Regions from separate parts of the Homo sapiens genome. Here region 1 is linked to region 2. The links are chromatin loops, found by intact Hi-C in ENCODE. Cell type or tissue: mammary epithelial cell. All regions are shown on one strand. Links, peaks and the distances in the headings refer to the core of each region. The heading gives the core; the rest is flanking DNA.

What was found. Hi-C counts contacts between places; a loop is a spot of excess contacts. Peaks named below come from ENCODE experiments on the same cell type or tissue, not always from the same donor. Only the 100,000 strongest peaks of a DNase experiment are listed, where the experiment ranks them.
Region 1: it touches region 2 in a loop (5-fold over the local background); 3 of 110 quality-filtered maps call a loop at or near these places.

The regions. Positions count from the first base shown.
Region 1 is chr10:19,619,104-19,631,544 of GRCh38, forward strand. All of the region lies in intron 36 of MALRD1 (MAM and LDL receptor class A domain containing 1), which reads left to right. Among named protein-coding and RNA genes, the nearest start is that of MALRD1-AS1, 100 kb to the right of the region's middle. In mammary epithelial cell, for the core only: no CTCF peak of the experiment used is centred there; no DNase peak of the experiment used is centred there.
Region 2 is chr10:20,832,093-20,844,533 of GRCh38, forward strand. NEBL (nebulette) reads right to left here. Exons shown (of 28, transcript NM_006393.3): 13 at 8,647-8,757; 14 at 3,421-3,531. Among named protein-coding and RNA genes, the nearest start is that of NEBL, 59 kb to the right of the region's middle. In mammary epithelial cell, for the core only: no CTCF peak of the experiment used is centred there; a DNase peak (open chromatin) is centred at 7,239; H3K27ac peaks cover 332 bases.

The DNA of each region.
Region 1 (12,441 bases), core at 2,109-10,108, 1.2 Mb before region 2:
TTCACGTGTTCTAAAAGACCAGTTTTCTGGACAGCTCATGTTCTTCTATTTCTCCAAGCTTTGGATAAACTGATCCTTCTGTCTAGAACTTTCTGTTTGTTAACCTATTTGCCCAGAGGATGCCTTTTCATCCTTTAGATCCAACATAGGTGATGTTTTTTTCTGGGAAGCCGATTCCAGCCCAGCCAGGGAGGGTCGCTTTTTCCTCCTTCTGGCTCCTCTCCTCTTTTGCTTCCCTTTCCACAATATTTTGTAAGTGTTAGTTTTACAAAACGACCTGTTGAAAATCAGCCCTAGCTATCTAAAAAATGCATTTCCAGTAAAATTCTGTTATTTATGATGATCAGAATTTGTTTTGCCCAACTTTTTACTAGTTTTTATTTTTAAGGATACCTCCAACAATTATGGTCATTGAAAAAACATAAAATATGCTGACTTCTTACAAATTACACATGATATAAATTAATGAAACAGGAATGAAAAATGTTTAAAACTAACACAAAAGAGGAAAGAAAGGAATAAATAATAGCACAACAGATCAGTTGCTTTTCTGAAAGAAACATCTATTGTAAAGTGTAACATTATATACTGACATCATTGCATTGCAAGTTTTTCTAGCTATTAATTCTTATTTATCTTTTGCAAGAATTTATATTTCTGATCTGATAATTTGTTCAAGATATCAAAACTAAATTACTATCTGACAAATGTGACAACTTAAAAATGTCATGGTTAATAAAAAGCATTTCATCGAAATAAAGGCCAGGTTCAGTGGCTCACCCTCACCCTCATAGTCTCAGTACTTTGGGAGACTGAGGCAGGAGGATTGATTGAGCCTGGGAGGTAGAGGCTGCAATGAGTCGTGATCGTGCCAGACTGAGTGACAGAGTAAGTTCCTGTCTCAATAATAATAATAAATAATAATAATAATATATTGTTTATATTTTGTGGCAGAAAAAGATTAATAATATAATCAAAGACCTTAAAGTATGAAATAGATTAGGATAAAATATGTCAAGAAGAGAAATCAAAGTGTTAGTTTAAGGAGGAGAGGTACATTTAAAATTTTTTTTACTTATTTATTAACTTTTATTTTAGGCTCACAGGTACATGTGTAGGTTTGTTGTCTCAGAGGTGTGGTGTACAGATTATTTCATCACCCAGATAATAAGCATAGTACCCAATAGGTAGTAGTTTTATCCTCACCGTCCTCCCACCCTCCACTCTCAAGTAGGCCTCAGTGTTTGTTGTTCCCTTCTTTGTGTCCAAGTATATTTGATGTTTAGCTCCCAATTCAAACGTCTAACCGTTAAAAACTTTTAGGTATTTTGTATTGAAAGATGACGCATATTCAGTCACCATTGTAATTACATTTTCGATGTCTACATTTAAGAGAGTGATGTCAGTTTCATTTACAGTAACCTGGAAATTGTATCTTTTGCAATTGATTAATGTTAACCTGAAAAACATTAATTTTGACTTAAAATTAAAGGGACTATGAAATTTTTCAAAAACTCCTTTGGAGAGTTCATGGGCAAAAATTTTGAAGACCGTGGGCCAAGAAAATAAAGATCATGTCTTCAATACATTTTCATGACCCATCCCTAATGTATAACTGAGATTGCAAGAGTTATTTCAATATGTGCTCACAAAATAAATGATGAGTGAATGTAAAGTCCTGAAATTTCAAAGAAAAGCATCAATACATTGAAATATATTCTTGAAATGTATTGAAATATGAGAAAATGACCTCACCATAACCCAAACTACCATTCAAAAAAGAATTAGTGGGGGATTTTCTATGTGTGCAACAAGAACTATTGAGTAAGCATATGATGTGTTCATCATACTAAAAAGAAATTTCTCTCCAGTTTATAGGATAGAGCAACTACCAAAAAAAAAAAAAGTCATCTATTAAAGTAATTCCATTTTACTACAATGACAGAAGAGGGTGCTCTTAAATTAGAAATCTTGTAAACTATCTCAAATTTCATCAAATGAAGAGACAAATGAAATTTTCATTCATACAAGGCCTTTGTTAAAAATAAAATTCAGTTAGAACACTTCCCCTCCCCACCCAAAAAACAACAAAGAAACATGGTGTAAAAAATAAAATACATCAAGACCTTGAACTCCAATTCCAAGTTAAATTAAATATTATTTATAAAACATATAATTGGGGATATTTGAAAACAAATACATGCAACACTTTAATTTAAAATTTTAAAGTCTAAGTGTAAAAATATGTAAAAAAAAAAAAAAAAAAGTAAGAATCAATTGAACCCAAGGAAATGAATTGGCTGGATTAACTGAATTGGTTGAACCCAGGAAAAAATGAAATTGAAAAAGTAAAGATTAAATTATCATTTTCAAAGGATGATATATTCAAATGTAAATGTATTCAGAAATTTTTAACAAAGGTGCAAAAGTAAGGAAATGGAAATGAGATAAAATAAGGAGAATCAAAGAGAAAGTAGTTCAAGTGGAAGAAAAAGAACATGCATATGATTGGAGTCCCTAAAGAGGAAAATGAAATAGTAGAACAGAACTAACATTTAAACTATAATTCAAGTAAACTTTTTTCAAAAAATGAAAAGAGACCTGAATTTACATACTGAAAAAGTCAGCAAGTACCTGAAATTTTTAACACAAAACCAAAAACTCTAATGTATATCGTGGTAAAAATATTAAACTTTAAGAAACGGAAAAAAATTTTTCATGGCCTCTAGGAAAAGAACCAAATAACACAAGAGGACAAAGAATTTGGTTGGCATTAGACTTCTGAAAACAAAGAAACAAAGAAAACTCGTGATTGTCTCCAGAGTTGTGAAAAAGTCTTTGAAAAAATTTAACATCTATTCTTTATATTTTAAAAAGAGGCACTATGGAAAATGTAAATTGATGGATTTTTTTAAGTATGGTAAAGTCTATATTCCCTATTCCTAAATTTAGCACCTTCCTTAAGAGAAAACCATAAAAAGCACTTCCATTAAAATTAGAAACAAAGCAAGTATAACCACTAGTTTCACTGATATTTCATATTGTACTGGAGGTAGTCACCAATAAGAAAAAAAAATTATTAAGAATCAGAAAAGAAGTTATCATGATGGTATACATGAAAAACCCTAGAGAATTGATAAAAGTTAATTCAAACAATAAAAACAATTTACTAAGTAGGTTTGGAGGATATAAAATTAGTATTCTTAGATTAATAGTCTACATACATAGACAAAACTATTAAAAGGAAAAAATGAAAAAACTCTATTCACATTGACAACAAAAAGAGAAAATATTAGAAATACATTTAATAAAATAAAAGCAAATCTGTATAATAAAAACAATCCAGAAGAACTTAAACAAGTGGAAAAACATTTCCTTTCCTGGATAGTTGACTCAACATCGTAAAGGTGTTACTTCTCCCTAGATAATTCTATAAGTTTAACACAATCTCAACAAAAAGACCTACAAGGTTTTCATAGGGGTAAACAATTAGATATTGCATTCGTATGGAGAAATGAGTGGAACAATAGCTAGTAAAACACTGAAAAAAAAAAAAACAAACTATGAGAATCTGAGTAGCTATGAGAAGCTATGAGAATATGAGTACTACTGAGCTTTGTAGCTCAGTAGTACTGAACCTACCAATATCAATAGAATAAAGCTCTTATTATTAAACTGTATTATACAGGCATCTGAATAGAAAATTTGACATTTCAGACTAGCAGAGTAGAAAGTTAAAAAATGTATCCAAGTACATATGAAAATTTAGTAAATGATAAAAGATGGCATCTCAAATTTCTGGACAAAGATGAACTTTTTAAAAGGGAGTATTGGGGCAACTAGTAAGTATTTGGAAAAGGGTAAAATTAGAACCATACCTCACACTATATATACACAAAGATAATCTTCACTTAAATCAGAGTTCGAAGTGAAACCATACACACTATAGAAATAAGCAGTAAATTTCTCTATATTATGAATGTAGGAAAAAGCTTTTTTTCAATGACTCAAATGCAATTGCATTTGAAGACAGATAAAGTTAATTACATAAAAATTTATTTTTAACAACGTTTTTTAATGACAAAAAATACCACCAAAAGCAATATCAAAAGATAAATGGCAATCTGAGAGAAAATACTTATGTTGCATGTATCAGAAAAAGTACAAATATCCCTAATACACAAAGAACTATTTTAATATACAGGGAAAGCCCGAATGTCACAGAGAAGAAAGAGATAAAAAATTCATTTTAAAATATAGAGAATGATGCTGCTATTTATCAGTGTTCTCCAGAGAACCAGAACCAATAGGATATGTATAGATATATAAGCAAAGATTTATGATGAGAATTGGTTCCTGTAGTTATGGAGGCTGGGAAATCCCACAACATGCCATCTGCAAATTGAAGAACCAGGAAATACAGTGATGTAATTCAATCCCAGTTTGAAGAACTAAGAACCAGAGAAGCCAGTGCTTTAACTCCCAGTCCAAGGCTGTAGGCCTGAGAACTGGGGATGGCTGGTGTACATCCAAACTCCCAAGACTGACAACCAAGACCTCTGATGTCTAACAGCAGCAAGATGGTTGTCCCATCTCAAGAAGGAACCACTTCCCTCTCCCTTCACCTTTTTATTCTATTTGGGCTCTCAGTAGGTTGCATGAAGCCTCCCCTCATTAGTGAAGGTGAATCTTTTTTACCCAGTCTACTGATTAAAATGCTAATCTCTTCTGGAAACATCCTCACAGACACTCAGAAATAATATTTTACCAGCTATCTGGGCATCCCTTAGCTCAGTTAAAACATAAAATTAACCATCACAATGCATAAATATATGAAAAAAAGATTCATTTATTTAAAAAAGCAAATTAAAACAATGTTAAGATGTCATTTCTCACCTCTTGAATAAGCAACATATTCTGATAGGAAAGATATGAAGAAACACACACTTTGCTAATTGCTAATGCGAATTGGTGTAATTCTCATGGAGGTGAATTTGGTAATCTCTCACAAAACTACATATTCATTCACTTTGGGACCTAACAATTCCATTTATAGAATTTATTCTGTAGGCACCGTTCTAACACTGTGAAAATACATGTCCATAAGGCTACTCACTCTGTTGCTTTTATAATTTCAAAATATTGGAAACATCCTAAATGCCCATGGATGAATAATCTGTTATATGATACAACCATACAATGGAATGCAAAGGAACATAGAACAGTTAAGAAGCATTCCTTGGGCCAGGTATAGAAAAGTTATTTTCTGGGGAAAGCTAAAGTAAAATGAAAAAATATATAGTTATCACTGAAACTGTTCTGTAGCTTTCTTTCATTTGACTCAAATTTTAAAATAACCTAAAAAGTGTGTTATTGTTGATAATTACATGTCATGTGTTTGACATGCCTATGGTCATGACATAAACCTGTGGAGCAGATAATAGTATGTGTAATTTAGCAGTTAAGATGAGGAGCATTTAGGCCAGGCATGGTGGCTCACACCTATAATCCCAGCACTTTGGGAGGTCAGGGCAGGTGGATCACTTGAGATCAGGAGTTCAAGACCAGCCTGGCCAACATAGTGAAACCCCATCTCTACTAAAAATACAAAAATTAGCCGGGGGTGATGGCACATGCCTGTAATTTTAGCTGCCCTGGAGGCTAAGGCAGGAGAATCACCTGAACCTGGGAGGTGGAGGTTGAAGTGAGCTGAGATCGCACCACTGCACTCCACACTCCAGCCTGGGTGACAGAGGGAGACTATCTCAAAAAAGGAAAAAAAAAAAAAAAAAAAAAGATCGGGAACATTTAGATGAGGCTGAGCACAGTGGCTCACACCTGTAATCCTAGCACTTCAGAGGCAGAAGTGGGAGGATTGCTTGAGCCCAGGCTGTAGTGAGCTATGATCGCAATACTGCACTTTAGCTTGTGTGACTGAACGAGAGCCTATTTTAAAAAGAGAGAGAGAGAGAGAGACATGAGACATGGTGAAATTAAGTACTTTTCCCAGAGACAAAAAATAAAACAGAGCTAGAGTCCAGATTCAAACCTAGTTCTTTGGCCACGATCTATGCTCAACCCTTGTGGATGTTGCCTCTTTGAAGATCTGACTAGACGGCTTATGATTCTAGAGTTCCATGATACTATGAGGACAAATTTGAATAAAATGCCTTAAAGGAAATCTAAAACTTAACTTTATTTGCATTTGGCTGTTTCCTTTTTTTTAACACACTGTGCAGTTTTGTTCCTATGAAAATTCATATGGTTGCTTTTGCCTATTTTACGCTTCCCCACCTTGACTAACTGAAAAACTCCAGATTTATCCTTTACTTCCCAGTTAATGTAGAATATCCTCTCTAGAACATTCCCTGAACCCATAAGCATACAGATCATATCCTGTGTGCAGTGCAGTGTACGAAAAAGGAAAGAGATATGATTCTAAAAACAGGCAGACCCGGGTTTGGATATGAGCTCCACTGCTAACTAACTCCATGACTTAAAAAAATGACCTAAGCTCTCTCTAAGGCCGAAGATGAAAATGTACATTTGTTTAAAACTCACCTTCTCTGCCATGATGAAGCTGTGAATTAAAAGGGGGTACTGCACTTGCTGAAATATATCATTAATAGTTGTTTTCTTTACTGAAGAATGTTTTTTAAAAATTGTGTATCTAAGTGGGAGCCACTAGTAATCTGTTTGCCAATTGCATATTTAACATCAGCTAAATCATCTCCGTAGCAACCAACAATCATTCTTTACTAGGTGGAATACAGAACAAATTATCAAAATTTAAGACCATGGCCTCTGCTGTTATTTTTTTCAAATATAACATAGTACTCAAGTGCTAAGGACTAACAAAAATCCTCATAATAACACTGGACTGTTTTGCAAAGAAAAATCATTCCAAAGTTTCAAAAAGTCAATTTAAAGTGGAGAATATTTAGATATCTTTTAGGTAATAAGCTTAAGAGACCATGCAGGGTGGTGCATTATTTTCAAATCTAACTTATGGAAAAGACAATTTTGTAGAGAAACATAAATTACTAAAATTGGCCCAAGAATAGGCATAAAAGTTGAATACGTTGGTGGACATAGGAGAAATCTAAAAGTCAAAACTGTAGTCTCTCCCTTCAAAAAATTTCAATATTTTTTCTGTCAAAAAACTGAAGGCATTTTCCCTTAAAATCAAGATTTTTTTTTTTTTTTTTTTTAAGTCAGGGAGGTCTGCCAGGCCTTGGATTATTCTATTTGCTCACGGGGTTTTAGCCAAAGGTACAAGCCAAAATAAGTAGAAGCTAAACATATTGAAAAAGAAGAAACAAATATTTTTGCAGATATTGACAGCCTAGGAAATCCACACAAATGTACTGCAATACTATTAGATTGAAAACAGGGTTCAGCGAGATAGATGGACATAAGATAAATATAAAAGACTAGATGAATTTCCTTTTCACCAGTAGTAACAATAATTAAACTAGATAATTGGAAAAGGGCTCCATTCTGAAACAGCAGCAATTATTATAATATATAGAGGCCTATACTGAATAGTACATGCACATCACCCACATAAAGAGTGCTGAAAAGCACAAATGAAGGACCCTCACAGAAGACCTAAATAAATGGATAGAAAAAAAAAAAATGAACAAACCACTTTCTAGAGTTAGTGATTTTCAATATTGCACAAATGACCATTAGCCAATTAATTACATTGGCTAATTAAATCTAGTTAATAATTTAGATTTTTGTTTGATTTTGAAATAGGCAGTTGGATTTTAATGTTCAGTTGGAAAAATAAATAAAACTTAAAGCCAAAATTATGAAATGGTATTTACAATACTTGACAATACAGCTTGCTATAAAGTCATTGTAATAAATATTATGAAGCTGGAACAGGAATAGACAAATAGACACTTGGAAAAGAATAAAAAGTCTACAAATAGCTTAACGTGGTTACCTAAAATTAGTATAAAATAGGTGGTTTTCAAGTTAATGAGAATGGATGAGTTGGAATATGTAATAATTGATATTAAGATAATTGGTTAGCCATTAATTTAAAATGTAAATTATTATTGACATAACACACAGGAATTAACTTCAGAATTATTAAAAATATATATAGGGGAAAAGCATAAAATTTCTTTGGGAAAATAGCATACAAGAATAGTTTAAAATCTTGAAGTATGAGGGTCTTTTCTAAGCTTAGTAAGCAGCTGTAAAATAAAAGATAAACAGATTCGAAAACTTGATCACATGGATGATGCTTAAAAGTATTCAGTGTGGTAAAAGACACCATAAACAAAATTAAGAAAAAAACAACAAACAAACAAAAAAGCAACAAAAAAACAATAACAGGGCCACGTGCGGTGGCTCACACCTGTAATCCCAGCACTTTGGGAGGCCAGGTAGAGTGGATTACCTGAGGTCAGGTGCAAGACTAGCCTGGCCAACATGATGAAACCCCATCTCTTCTAAAAATATAAAAATACAATTACAAAAAAATACAAAAAATTAACCAGGCGTGGTGGCAGGTTCCTGTAATCCCAGCTACACGGGAAGCTGGAGTAGGAGAATCACTTGAACACGGTGGGCAGAGGTTTCGCAGTGAGCCGATATTCCACCACTGCACTCCAGCCTGGGCGACAGAGCAAGACTGTCTAAAAAAAAAAAAAAAAAAAGGAAAAAAGGAAGAAAAAACAATAATAGGCCAGGCCAGGAGGAAAATATACAGGATACACAACAGCTAGGGATTAGTCATAATATATACTCAAACAATAAAAATTATGTAACAGATAAACTAGACACACATTATTTACAGAAAAAGGAAAATAAATGGTCAACACACATCTGAAAAAAATTCAAAACAAAATTATGTAACAGATAAACTAGACAAACATTATTTACAGAAAAAGGAAAATAAATGGTCAACACACATTGCACTAATGCATAAATGCACTAATGAATAAATAAGTGCAAAGTAAGTCGTTGATATCCTGTTTTTACCTATTAAAGTGACAAAACATTTTTTGGTAATATCCATTATTTATGAGACTATAGAAACACTGTCCCTTTTATATATAGCTTGTGGGACTATAGCTTTTCTAAATATACAACATGGAGAAAAATACAACTTTTGGAAAAATAAAGTGGCAATATTCATTCAATGTTTTAATATACACGTTCCTTAATTCAACAATCCCAATCCTAGGAATGTAGCCTACTAACATATTAACAAGAAATATAAACACAAACATATTGGCCTCAGCATTTTGCAATAGCACCATATTGAAAACACAGTTAAATGTTCCAAATAGTGTCATGGAATAGTATGTAACACTTTTTTAAAATAGAAGATATAAATCCTGACATAGAAAAGTATCCATATTGTTAGGTGAAAATGCAAATGCCAGAATAATATGTATATTAAGATCCTATTTGGAGAGGGAGAAAATGTGTAACTGTGTATGAAAAAGAAAAAAAGGAAACTGGTGAGTTACACATCAAACTGTTAAGAATAGTTAGTGAGCTCTGTAGAAGATTGGCTTGGGGGAAAGAGAGATTTCATACTTGAATTTTTGCATTTTTATTTTACCAGGTACTGCTTTTTATAACTTAAAAAAGCATTAAAAAGATTTTTGAAAACATATGTTGCTAATTTTTCAGGTAAGAAACAAAGGAAAAAAGAGTTTTTATATTTTTAAAAATACTAACATATGTTACAGTAAAAGGCAGAGTCAGTTGGCTGCTTCTAACAAAGTGTCCTGCGGATGAATGTGCCCGTCCCTCAGTTTTTCTTTCCGTGTTGTCAGAAAGCATTACACACTTTCTGCCTCCTGCAGAGCCAAGTAAGCAAGACAGACCAGGAATGTGATTGAAGGTGAAGCAACAAACTGCTCTCGCCCAGCTCACCAAGCCTTCTTCCCTGCCTAATTTGCAGAGCTGGATTGTACTCCAATCACATATGCTAACAGAGTCACAAAAATGAAAAGCACAGTGATACCTAATTTCCCCTGTCTGCACCCCTTCCCAAAAAGCAAGCCTCGTGATATGTTTGTACACTTAGCTATTAAATGGTTTTTAGGCTCCTGATGATAGCTGTAAGCATTCACAGTTGGTGCCTTCCAAATGAATGACCTGTTGACTCATCCAGGGAGGGCATCCTCTAAGGAAAGGCATGGCCCAGATTCTGTTCGCTGGTCATTGCTGACAGGGATTTGTGATCCAGATATTTTCCAAGATCTCTGGTATGACCTGACTGTTAAGTAGATATTTCTGTCCTCCGAGAGGAGTGGTGGGTTATTTGTGAGGCAGTATCTAATGCCAGAGGACTTGCTTTAAAAGAGAGAACAAGAAATAGCTGTCTAGAGTGTAAGAATCAGGAGATTCAAAAAGCTCACTCCATCACCCATCCTAAAGTAGCTGCATAGGAAAATGTTTCTACACAGTTTTCACTTTATCAGTTTTCCTAGTATGTGCACGGCCAAGCTTCATGGGGTAGCCGTTGGTTGAAAATGACACCTCTTCTTTCTTTGCTGTGTGTGATGTGTGTGCATGTGGCCAACGCACTCTACTGAATGGAAGCAAGAGACACAGCTCAGTGGTGGCGCTCGAGAGACTGGAGCTTCTAAGAATGCTGACAAAAAAGTTATTCCTCAGACTGAATTTCACAATTTCCCCAATCAGGCCTCCCCAGTGGCCCTGGAACGGCTGGCCATCCAGCTCTGCTCTGATCCTACACAGCTTTTCTTCCTGCTCAGCCAGCATGAGTTTAACTATGTCAGAGTAGAAGCTTTTGTGCTGTTGCTAGGTGGCTGATCTCTGCCTTACAGAAGCAGAATCTAGCAAATGAGGTAGAACTTTTTGAACTTATCCCTCTTAGTAGAGAAATGTTGACAGATCTAAGTAGTTCAATGCATTTTAATTTTGAAACCCCCTTGGGACTTTTCTTATCCTCTGAAAGAACTAGTTTATGTTTGCTGTTGCCCTAATCTGCTGTCTGTAATTCTGCCATGTAGGAAATCCCTTTGTATTTTTCAGAAAAAGACTTATTTTCCTTATGTCCATCAGGGAAAAGAAGGAGATAATGAAACTGGTTTATGTTCCTAAGTTTAAGGTTAAATTATGACTATTCATGATCAGTGGTTAGAGTTTTTATATATGGTTATATAAACATACACGTTGGTATTGAATTCAAAAATACATCTCTTTCAAATTTATTGTTTGGGCATCCAGAATGAAAACATATAATATCACTTCATAGTAAGTCTTTTCGTTTTAGTGCTACCACCATCTAACAATTTTGAGGACTAAGGTAGCATGCTTTCTAAATATATAGGGGGAATTCTAAGTTTGGAATAAGAACATTTTCTAAGAATTACATTTTTCATTCTGTAGATAAAAACCAAAAAGCAATATTTTCCTGTTAGAGTGTTAGAATGAGAGTGTGTTTAGTTTGAATAAAGACTTTAGTAATGAGAATAAGGCTTTGCATATATTATTCTTTTCCATTTGTTGAAATTAAAAATGATATTATAAGAATTTTCTCCATAGCAATGTAAGTTATGATGTATTGTCTTTTGCTATTGTTTATGGATTTTATGGTGTCAAGAGAACACAAATTATGTACATAAAAAGAATAAGTGAAAGGTATTTTATAGATATAAATATGTATTTATAAGCATATATTTAACTAGGATAAATTGCCCTAGCAAACAAATATATATTTATATTGACAAGTATTTGCCTATATTTTTTGGTTTGTTTTTATGGCAAAACATCATAATATATAAAACTAAATTAGTCATTCATTGGCTATAAAGTATATGAAACATTGTGATGTACAAGGGAAGGAAGACTGGCCTTGGAATTAAAAGACCTGTCTTGACTGCCCTTTGAAAAACTTTTATTTTAGATTCAGAGGTACATGTGGAGGTTTGTAATATAGGCAAACTCATGTCATGGAGGTTTGTTGGACAGATTATTCATCACCCAGTACTAAGTCTAATAACCAATAGTTATTTTTTTCTGATCCTTTTCCTCCTCCCAACCTGCACCTTCAAGTAGGCCCCAGTGTCTGTTGTTCCCCTCTATGTGTCCATGTGTTCTCATCATTTAGCTCCCACTTATAAGTGAGAACAGGTGGAATGTAGTTTTTTGTTCCTGCATTAGTTTACTAAGGATGATGGCCTCCAGCTCCATCCATGTTCTTGTAAAGGACATAATCTCTTTGTTTTTTATGGCTGCATAGTATTTCATGATGTATATGTATCATATTTCTTTTGTCCAGTCTGCCATTGATTGGCATGTAAGTTGATCCCATATCTTTGATATTGTGAATAGTGCTATAATGAACATACGCATGCATGTGTCTTTATGGTAGGACAATTTATATTCCTTTGGGTACATATCCAGTAATGGGATTGCTGGATCCAATGGTAGCTCTGT
Region 2 (12,441 bases), core at 2,892-10,891:
TTAAATAAATCATTATTCCCTTCACTGGCTCTCTGATTTGCCACTGGACAAGTCAATGTTCCCCACTCCTAAACCATCCAGAAACTGGCCCAAGTCTCTGGGATCTGCTGGACTCAATAAATCATTATACCCCATCACCCACACTGCAGAATTGGTTCTGGGATGCATGCATCTTTTTTTCCATATAAGAGCTGCTGGAAGCCTCTTTGCAAACAAGAATGTCTACCTAAGAACTGCAAGCTGAAACTATATCTCATTATTTGAGTCCTAGATCAAGCCGTGCCTAGGAATTTCTCTACTATTCAATCATAAGAACAACAAATAAGTTATCTCTGTTTTTTTTTTAAGCCAGTGGGAAATGGATTACCAATTGCTTACAAGATAGTCATAATTACATAGACACACATGTCTTTAGGGACTTCTGTCACATTTGAAAACTGATTATAAAATTCAGAAAGCTGTACATATATAAATTTGCTTTTTCTATATGTATATTATTCTTCAAAGAAAAATGTTATTAAAAAAAACTATTAACTATAGCCAATTAAATTTGCTTTAAAACAATTATTTCTTATTATGCTGACACACTCCAGATTTGTAGATTCTCTGCTGCAAAGTAAATGTTGATTTGCTTATTAGGAGATCCTCAAATTTAGGTAAGTGGTAAACAAAAATCTCAGTCTTGGAGTATTTTGCCTCCTATCTTCCACTCATAATCCTTCCTGTTTTTACTGACTTACACTCCCAGTATCACTTTTCTAAATAAAAGTTTACATAATTATGTTTAACTTTCAAAATATTAATATTCAATTATTACTATGTCTACAAAAAGCACTCTGTTTTAGTCAGCCTGTTCAAAGCCCCAAAATGAAATGTTTCATTTGAAGGCCAACAAATATGATGAAACTGAGGCACTGATAACAGACAGCCACCAAGGTCTGATGGTAAAAGGATGTAACAATTTTTTAATATGAACTTTCAAATGTAAATGTGTTCTAAAGCACATAGACTACATTAGACACCCTTTGCATCAGTTATTTGTTGTCTGCATAACAAAACACACCAAAACTTAGCAGGTTTAAAACAACATGGCGGCATCTACATTCCAAGAGGGCAAACCCTAATGCAGAAGTGTGTTTATAGTCTGAGTCACATTTGCTGATGTCTCATTGGCTAAAGAAAGTCACATGGTCAAGCCCAGAGATATGGGAAGGCTTGACTCTTGAGGGTCATTTGTGTCACAATAAGATCCATTGACTTTATTTGAAAAATAAACTTTTGATATTAAAAATAAACTATGGCAAAGTCCCGAACATTGGTTGAAAATGATCTGAGCCTGTCATTTAGGCAAAATGGGACATGACTATGATTATATGCAAATGAGATTTTTATTATTATTATTTGGGGGGTTTTTATTGACTAAGATTCTCAGCCTGAGAGTGGAGACTTCACCAGAGCCACGTGAATCAATTTACACTGGATGTGACTGGAAACCATTAAAGAATTGCATGTGAGGAGAGTAACAAAATTTCATTTAATTGCCTCAAGGATTCTTCTCCTGCTGGGTTAAGAATGTCTACTAGGACCCTGGAGGCAGAGCTTGCAGTGAGCCGAGATTGCACCACTGCACTCCAGCCTGGGCGACAGAGCGAGACTCCGTCTCAAAAAAAAAAAAAAAGAAAAAAAGAATGTCTACTAGGAAGGCAATAATAGCAGAATTCTGGTTAGGAAGCTATGGCAATGATCTAGAGGATAGAGATAGTGGCTTAGGACTAGGGTGGCAAGAAAGATGGATTTAGACCACCACTATGGGGGTGGCATCAATAAAGTATGCTGATGACAGGAATCAAAGTGACTTCTATGCTTTGGTTGGCGCCATTTGAAGATTGGGGAAAGCTAACCTAGGGGAAAATTAGGGATTCTAGTTTTGGCCTGTAACGTTGAGATCCCATTATACATTTCCCTTGCAGACAACAAAAGATAAATGGTCACATATTCACATCCATGTTACAGAACACTTAATTTTTCTATAAGAATGAGGTAGACCTATATGAAGGAACATGGAAAAAAATCCTTAATATAAAGTGAGAAAACAATCAACCACTTAAATGGGGTCTGACCCCATTTAAGATTTTTTTAAGTCGCTGTGTGTACATGTGTATGTTTATCTATATAAACACAAAATAGATTTGGAAGGTTCCATAACAAACTTATAACAATGACTATCTCTCAGGACGAGAACAGAAGTAGGAAAGGGATAAAGCAGGTTTTCAAGTTCCTCATGCTCCTGGCCGTCCACCCCTGGCCACCACTTCAAAATGGAACACTTATTGATCAGGAAACCTATACCATCTCCACTTCCTTTGTCTTATTCAATCATGGCAATCCCATTTCCCTGGCCAGTGCCTAACTCTGGGGATGTCAGTCATTTTCAAAACAACAGTAACTTCCCTAGCAGCTAAGCAGCTACCTCTGGCCTTCCAGATTTCCTGTAAGGTGTCAGTCCTGAGTCAGCTCTTCCTAAGTGCAAAGATCACACAACAGGTCTCAGGATACTCCACTGAAGCCCCCACCTAACCAACCTTGAGATAAGTGAACAGGACCCCTTCACCTGCACCCCGATTTTTTCTTCACATACACTTTTTATAAAATCATCACATCCCAAAGCTTCTTTACTCCAGTGATCCTTTTATATTCTCAGATTTTCTGGGGAAGTTCAAGAGGTGTAGAGAAAGTTCTAGGGTATTTCCTTTGAAAAATATGCATATGGTCTGACTCCTACAACCTTGTGATGTGATACCCAGCCTGTCACAGAATTTAAGACAAAACTTCTAAATCAATATCCTGTATCCCATGAAGAAAAAACTGGTGTTATCAGATGAATGAACATGGTCGTTCAGGTTATATCAGACCTCCATCCAAAATGCTGACTGTGTAGAAATTTCATGCGTGCTGATCATGTCAACAAAGGCTATTTTAAGAACATGCAATCAGACAGGAATGACTATTGTTCTCATGTAAAGTGTCCATATATGAAGTTCTGCTCAGAAATTTGGAAATACAGATATGCCAAGCAGCACATGATCCATTAAAAAATACCATGAAAACATTTATCATAGCCTAGATTACCATTAAATCTGTTGTATTCTGAAATAAGGTGTGCAGGGGAGTGCATGTGTGCATGTGTGTCTGTTCAATTAAAATGCCTTCCACCAAGCTTTCTTGATATATTGGAAGGATATGAGCAAAGCAAAAACTGTAATTTTTCAAACTGGCATAATGCTTCGGAATAGTCTCCATTCCAAACTGTTAAACCAGCTGCAATGCTTTGAGAAATTCCATATAGTAATCAAGTTGCTAATACGATTTGTTAGGTTCCAAAATATGAGTCTTAAGGCCTGCATCACGCACCCTACTAACCTCACTCGCTATCTCTGCAGCCTTCTTGGCATGCTGCATTTCAAGGGTGTCAGTGCCAGCTTGCATTCCTTTCCCTTTAATTATTGACTCCAGGTCTTTCTTGTATTCTTTCTGCAAAAGACAACATTTTACAACATTCAAACACTCAGTGGGCAAACATGCATCTGCAGTCAATGATACTAAAAAAAAAATAGTTAGACATATTTTACAAAAGAGGTAACAAAGCTCCTTGAGTACTATGAATGATCACTCACAACTAACTTCTGAACTGCTTAGAATGATAATCTCATTCTCACTGAAGAAGGGCATGCAAAGCTCCAAAAATGTTTAGTATACAAAGGCAATTGCCATGTGAAAATCTTCACTGACAATTTTCTTTGGGGCTGGAGGATAGGGAGGTGGGTGTAAATGAGCTGCTGTTGTACAAAACAGATGAACTTAGAAGCCAGAGCATTCACCAGCTGTATGACACTGAGAATTCTTAACCTTTCCAGTTTACTCATCTGCAAAATGAAGGTAGTAATGCAAGCATACCTCATTTTTATTGTGCTTTGTAGATATTGCATTTTTTTTTACAAACTGAAGGTTTGTGGCAACTCTGCTTGTCAAGCAAGCCTATCGGTGCTATTTTTCCAACAGTATGTGCTTACATGGTGTCTCGGTGTCACATTTTGGTAATACAATATTTCAAACTGTTATGGTGCTTTGTGATCAGTGATTTTTTTGTTTTGACAGAGTCTTGCTCTCTCGCGCAGGCTGGAGTGCAGTGGCGTGATCTCGGCTCACTGCAACTTGTGCCTCCTGGGTTCAAGCGATTCTCCAGCCTCAGCCTCCCGAATAGCTGGGACTACAGGCATGCGCCACCACATCCAGCTAATTTTTGTATTTTTAGTAGAGACCAGGTTTCACCACGTTGGCCAGGCCGGTCACGAACTCCTGACCTCAGGTGATCCACCCACCTCGGCCTCCCAAAATGCTGGGATTACAGGTGTGAGCCACCGCATCTGGCCAATCAGTGATCTTTGATGTTACTATTGAGACAGACAGATAGGAGGGGGTCACTGGCAAAACTCCAACTGGCCTGTGCACTGGGAAGAGCATGCGCTGGGGTGGAGCCACAGAAGTTCCGGCAGTTTGCAAGAGGGAGGAGCCTGGCCTCTCCTATTCCTGTGTGGAACCTGGGATTCAAACTGTGAGGTGGGAAGCACTCTAGCAGGGACTCTGGCCTTGCAGAGAGTCCCTGTTTCCCCCTTTTCTTCCTTTACACCCAATAAAACTCTGCTTTACTCACCCTTCAAACTCTCTGCAAGCCTAAATTTTCATGGCCATGGGACAAGGACCCTGTCTTTAGCTGAACCAAGAAGAAGTCCTGCAACACTATTGTAATTGTTGGGAGATGCCACCAAATGCACCCCTATAAGTCAGTGAACTTAATCGAGAAATGTTGTGTGTGTTCTGGCTGCTCCACTGATCAGCCGTTCCTCTATCTCTTTCCCTCTCTTTGGGCTTCCCTATTCCCTAAGTCAAAACAATATTGAAATTGGGCCGATTAGTAACCCTACAATGGCCCCTAGATGGTCAAGTAAACAGAAGAGACGTGCTTTAAGTCAAAAGCTAGAAATGACTGAGCTTAGTGAGGAAAGGATGTCAAAAGCCAACACAGGCCCAAAGCTAGGACTCTTGTGCCAAACAGTTATTCGAGTTGTGAATGCCAAGGAAAAGTTCTTGAAGGAAATTAACAGTGCTACCCCAGTGAACACATGAATTATAAGAATGTGAAACAACCCTATTGCTGATATAGAGAAAGTTTTAGTGGTCTGAATAGGTCAAACCAGACAAAACATTCCAGACACAACATCCCCTTAAACCAAACCTAATCCAGAACAAGGCCCTAACCCTCCTCATTTCTGTGAAGGCTGAGAGAGGTGAAGAAGCTGCACAAGAAAAGTTGGAAACTAGCAGAGGTTGGTTCATGAGGTTTAAGGAAAGAAGCCATCTCCATCATATGAAAGTGCAAGGTGAAGCAGCAAGTGCTGATGGAGAAGCCACAGCAAGTCACCCAGAAGATCTAGCTAAGATAATTAATGAAGGTAGCTACACTAAACAACAGATTTTTGATGCAGACAAACCAGCCTTCTATTGGAAAAAGATGCCATCTAGGACTTCCATAGCTAGTGAGGAGAAGTCAATGTCTGCTTCAATTCTTCAAAGGACAAGCTGACTCTTATTAGGGTCTAACACAGCTGCTGACTTTAAGTTGCAGCCAATGCTCATTTACCATTCTGGAAATCCTAGGGTCTTTAAGAATTATGCTAAATCTACTCTGCCTATGCTTTATAAATGGAATAACAAAGCCTGGATGACAGCACATTTGTTTAAAGTATGGTTTACTGAATATTTGAAGCCCACTGCCAAAACCTAATGTTCATAAAAGAAAGACTCCTTGAAAATATTAATGTTCAGTTACAATGCACCTGGTCACCAAACAGTTCTGATAGAAATGTATAAGGATATTCATGTTTTCGAGCCTGCTACTCAACATCCATTCTGCAGCCCATGGATCAAGGAAAATTTTTACTTTCAAGGCTTATTATTTAAGAAATACATTTCATAGGGCTATACCTGTCATAGATGGTGATTCCTCTGATGAATCTGGGCAAAGTAAATTGAAAACCTTCTGAAAAAGATTCACCACTCTACATGCCATTAAGAAGATTAGTGATTCATGAGAGAAGTACAAAATATCAACATTAATAGAAGTTTGGAAGAAGTTGATTTCAACTCTCATGGATGACTTTGAGGGGTTCAAGACTTCAGTGGAGGAAGCAACTGCAGATGCAGTGGAAATAGCAAGAGAACTAGAATTAGAAGTGGAACTTGAAAATGTGACTGAACTGCTGCCATCTCATAATCAAACTTGAATGGATAAGGAGTTGCTTCCAATGGACAAGCAAAGAATGTGGTTTCTGAAGATCAAATCCTTGTGAAGATGCTGTGATCATTATTGAAATAACAACAAAAGATTTAGGATACTACAAAAACTTTGTCATTAAAGCAGCAATGGGTTTGAGAGGTTGGTCTCTAATCTTGAAAGTTCTACTGTGGGTAAAATATATCAACAACATCACATGCTACAGAGAAATCTTTCATGAGAGGAAGAGGCAATTAATGTGGCAAACTTCATTGTCATCTTATTTTAAGGAATGGCCACAGTCAACCCAACCTTCAGCAGCCACCATCCTGATCAGTCGGCAGCCATCAATATAGAGACAAGACCCTCCGCCAGTGAAAAGATTACCACTTGCTGAAGGATCAGATGATCATTAGCACTATTATAAATAAAGTACTTTAAATTAAGATATGGATGTATTTTGAACATAAGCCTATTGCATACTTCTTAGACTACAGTATGGTATAAACATAACATGTATATGTATGGAGAAACCAAAAAGTTCATGCGAATCACTTTATTGTGATATTTGCTTTATTAGAGTGGTCTGGAACCGAACCCATAGTATCTCCACAGTGTGTCTGTACCTCCATGTAGGATCCATTGTGAGGATCAATGACAGTGCATAGCACAGAGGAGATGATCAACACCTGACACCTTCTTCCAGTTTTTCAATCTTATTCTCCTAGGCCGGTTCTTCCTTCTCCTAATAAGGCCTAATTAATGCTGCTCCTGCCGCCATCCTGCCATTCAACTGCATCTGTCTGTACTTTGCCATTGAGAGAATAAAACAACTTTTACACATGCTACTGACAAGTAATTACAAGACAATCTCTGCATGTGGATTGGACATGTCACGGCAACAGAAGAATTTGCAGAAAATGACTAATGTAGGGTTAATGTGATGACAATGTTAGCCACAGACCTCACCAGGGGCACGTGTTGTTTATGGCTGACCAGCATCCATTCCTCCTCCTTCTGGCAAAAAGCTCCATGATTTCCTTTTGGGAAATGACCTCTAAGTTCTCTCAATCCATACCCTTGGGAAGGATTGATTTCCATCACCTCCCTAGTCCCCACATATATTTTTAATTCTACTAAAGTGCCTTTTAAATGTTTCCTTTATTTAAAGAATGTGAATATAGCTGAGATTAAGGTCATGTTTTAAACACATAAAAATTTAGAATGTTTTCTATAAGACACTGTTAAACTACCTCAACAAATGGGTGACCATGAGAGGATAATCAGCACATTCTACTCCCCCAATCCCAGACACAATGATTATGCCAGGTGTAAGCACAGGATAGAGATTAATCCAAGGAGATTCAAACCTAAGACTTTGATTGGAACTATAAAAAGGGATGTTCACTTCCCATTGGGATTACTGGCCATAGATATGAGTTATCCTTTTATTAAGTGGGTTCATTGCATGGAGACAGCCTTCCAGAAGCAAAGCCAATAGTGAAGATAACAGAACCAAGAGATGGAGGAAGAGAGACATCATCTGAATTCTACCTTGACAGTAACTCAATCTTCGGATTTTCTATTCCATGAGTGAAGACATCTCCTTTGATGCCTACCCTAGTTTGAGTTGGGTTTCTGTCATTTGTAACCTAAGAGTCACCATCACCATCGTCATCGCTATCATCATCATCATTATCATCAGAGTTTCAAAATATGGGGACAAGGCTTTAAGCTCTTTCACTGCTAAATTCAGCCAAAGTCTCTTAAAAGCACAGTGACACCATATGACCCAAAGTAATGACATAATACAAGGATTACAGGACTGAAAACACTTCAGAGACATTTCAGTTCTCCTTATAAAGTGCATGAAAAGTGAGCAGAAACCACTTTCATTTGATAAAGAGGCTGAATAAGGTTCAAACAGCAGCCCAGGGCAAGACTGGGAGAGTCAGTTGGGTTATGAGTGGCAAAGCATGTGAACTTTCTACCTGCAGTTACTGATGGACCATAATAACATACCTTCCCAATCATCTGCCTTTTACCTGCTTAAAAGATGAAGTTAAATCTCATTAAACTATTTTCGTTTATTATATGGATTTTCTCCAAAGTGGGGAAACGGCCATTTTTTTCACATCACATAGAAAGGGGATTTTAAAAAAAATTAATAGTCCAAGAAAAGACTACAAGGATATAGCTGTTTACAATCACTTACATATAAAAGTTATAGATGTATAGAACCTTTGAGAAAGATTGACAAATAAGAAAGTCAGCTAAAAACATATTCATCTAAGGTGTTAAATAAACATACTCACCTCACTTGCCATTTCAGAGGCTCGCTTTGCTCTTTGGATATCAAGAACTTCTGAATTAAGTTCCATTCCTTTCCCTTTTATCTCATTTTCCAAATCTTTTTTATATTCTTTCTATGAGACAAGAATATCACAGTTCAAAACTTAGCAGGAATCACTTTATTCAGTGTGCTATTCTACATGTTTTCTAGAGATCACAGAAATGAGAAAATATTACTAGGAAGGAATGAATCACACAGCTAAGTATTCATGCTTTTTTCCTACAGACACTTCATTTTCCCCTCTACCAAGTTCAGAGTGGCTTCCAATATTTTCAGCCTTTTCCTTTTCATACTTTCTGTCAATATGTTTTGGTACCATAGTGGATTTTTTTTAAAGACATCTTCTCTTTCAATGGTGAGGAAGATCTTAAGAACACGTGTTCCTTATTAATTGTTAAAACTATTTTTGAAAGTTCTATAAAACATGCATTACCAAAAAAGAACATGGTTGCAAAAGAATGGAAAATTACAAAATCAAAAGGAGTGATGTAGCCAAAGGTTTTTTTTAAAGTTTAAAAAGTGAGCAGAAACCACTTTCATTTGACTCAGGTCATTCCAAAATTATAAGCAGCCCATTCCAATGTCTAGTAAGCTATTAGGAGTTTCAATTACTTGGGCTCACCACAGCCTGATAGATGGTACTTGAAAGCAGATACTTCAAGCACTATCCATCACAATTACTTTAGGTATTTACTTTACCCTTTTACAAGCCTCAGAATATTTCAAGGCCCCCTTTACTATCTCTGATGGAATCTATGGCTCAACATTCATGATGATGAATGGAATCATCCATAGATAATGAAATGTGCATAGATGATGGAATCTATGGCTCACGATGATGATGATGATGATAGCGATGATGATGGTGATGGTGACTCCTAGGTTGCAAATGACAGAAACCCAACTCAAACTAGGGTAGACCAAAAAGGAGATGCAATCACTCATGGAATAGAAAATCCAAAGATTGAGTTATTGTCCAGTTGGAATTCACATGATGTCTCTCTTTCTTCATCTCTTGGTTCTGTTTTCTCTATTGGCTTTGCTTTTGGAAGGCTGTCTCCATGCAATTTAAAGAATTGGAAAACCAAAACATTTTCTACACATTAATAATAGTTTGAATTTCACCCATTTGAATGTCATATTTTAAGTAGATCCAAATGCCTTCTATGAATACTTACATACAACTTATTTTTCTCTGCTAATGAGTTGCTTGTTTTCTTACTTAATTGCGTATGAAAATCATAAATATCTTATTCCTATTCAACTAAGTTGCATTTATGATTAACTTGCCAGATGAAAGATGAAATTTCCTTTATTGATAAGAAATCAGGTTCCAGTTAATTCTAGGGTTCATTTCATGTTACTTTCCCTTCATCCATTATAATTAAATTAGCCTGTCCTCTGCTCAACTAATAGCTTACTAGACATTGGAATGGACTGTTTTATAATTTTGGAATGATCTGAGTCAAATGACCCGAGTGAAAGTCAGACCTCTTTCATTTATTTCGTGGTGTGACCTTCGGGAGTACTTTTAAGTAACTCAACCTTGATTTCCACCTTGGTGAAATGAAAATAAAAATACTTGTTCTAGTAATGTCAAAGGGCAATGGGGGGATCATAGGAAATGAAGTATAAAATGATACTTTGAACACTCTAATGCAATGTCAATGTAAAAACCACAAAGTAAAAAATGCAAAGTTCATTTGAAGCTAAATGCTTACACTTACAAAGGGAAGTAATAATTTAATTAAGTCACCAAAAGTCCTCTTTTTCAAATTAGACAAGCTATAACTATTTTTTAAGTTAATTTTTAAAAAATTCTTATTGGAAGTTGACAATTTATGGTTGCATATATTTATGGGGTACAGAATTGCCATAATTTATGAATACAATGTGGAATAATTAAATCAATCTAAATAATATATCCATTACCTCAAATATTTACTTTTTCGTGGCGAGAACATTTGAAATTTACTCTTAGCAATTTTGAAGTGCACTATATACTATCTTCACCACACTGTGCACTAGATCTCAAAAAAAGTATTCCTCCCGTTTAGAGATTTTGAACTCTTTGACTATCACCTTGCCATTCCTCCCACCCTCCAGCCTCTGTAACCACCATTCTACTTTCTGCTTCTAGGAGTTCAAGTATTTTAGATTCCACATAAAAGTGAGAATATGCAGGATTTGTCTTTCAGTGCCTGGCTTATTTCACCTGGCATCATAGTCGTTATGAACTAAATGTTTCTGTCCCACCAAAACCCGTATGTTGAAGCCCTAGCCCCCATTGTGACCGTACTTGAAGGTGGGACCTTTGGGAGGTGATTAGGGTTAGATGGGATTGTGAGAGTGGGACTCCCTTGATAAGATTAATATCTCTAAAGGAAGGAGGAAAAGCACCACAGTTCTATCCCTCTACTGAAGTCACAGTACAAAGGTGTCTGCAAGCCGGTAAGAGGGCCCTCGCTAAGAATCAAATCTGCCAGCACCTTGATCTTGGACTTCCCAGTCTCCAGAACTTTGAGAAAAGTCTGTTGGTTAAGCCACTTAGTCTGTGGTATTTTGTTATAGCAGCCAGAACAGACCAATACAATACAGTGTTCTGAGCCCTTTCCTACCCTGATGCATGTATTCTGAATTAATAAATTAAGACTCACTCCAAAACAGGAATAAAAGAAAAAGGCAATGGCACATAGTAAAGTCATTTATGAATCTCAAAATAGACTTCACATTGCCATTTGTATATAAGTGATTAAAAAAAGATTCTCCTTTAAAAAATTAACATAAATAGTGTATTTTTAAATGGAAGACAACAGTAGTAGGAAGTTGCCATTATTTGAAATTGTTTTAAAAATAATTATTAAACATTTTTCTTCCAAAAAGCCTTATGGCCAACTATTTCTCTTTTTTCCTTTTATTTTTAGTTGACACATAATTGTACATATTTATGGGATACAGAGTGATATTTTAATATGTGTACACAACATATTATGATCCCATCAGGGTAATTAGCATATCCATCACCTCAAACATGTATCATTTCTTTGTGTTGTGAACACTCAAAATCCTCTCTTCTAGCTTATTAAAAACATCCAATCAATTATAGTTAACCATATTCACCTTACGGTGCTGCAGAACACCAGAGCTCATTCCTTTGTATCGATTAACCAACCTCTCCCCATCCTCTCCTCCTGCCACTGTGTCCTAGCCTCTAATACCCACAGCTCTACTCTCTAGGAAGTTGCCATTTGCTTAGCCTTCAACTTCAAAAATTTTTACTAGGAACTAGAAGTGAGAAAAGATAGTGCAGCAAGAGAACTCTTATAGAAATTACATGTCTATTTCAGCACATTACATATTACAACACTGAATCACATTAAATTTCTAAAACCAGTTAAACGGTATGACCAGTTAGCATTTGCTTATTAAAGAAGTTCATGATGATGTGCTCCTATAGGCAATTAATCTCAAATTTATTTCACTGGTCTAAGAGATTTCCTTCAGGAATAGTTTCCTCAGTTCAAAAATTCAAAATGAAATGAAATTTCATATGTATGTATGTAATATACATTCCGTTTATATATCATAAAATATATATTATATTGTGTATAAGATATATATACAAATATTACATGATATACTACATTTATACTTAGGGAACACTTTCCCTTAATATAAAGAGTATATAAGCAGATTTGGAAAAGCTATGAGCTACTTTTTGACCATTTAAAAAACATAAAAAAAAAAAAGCTTTTAA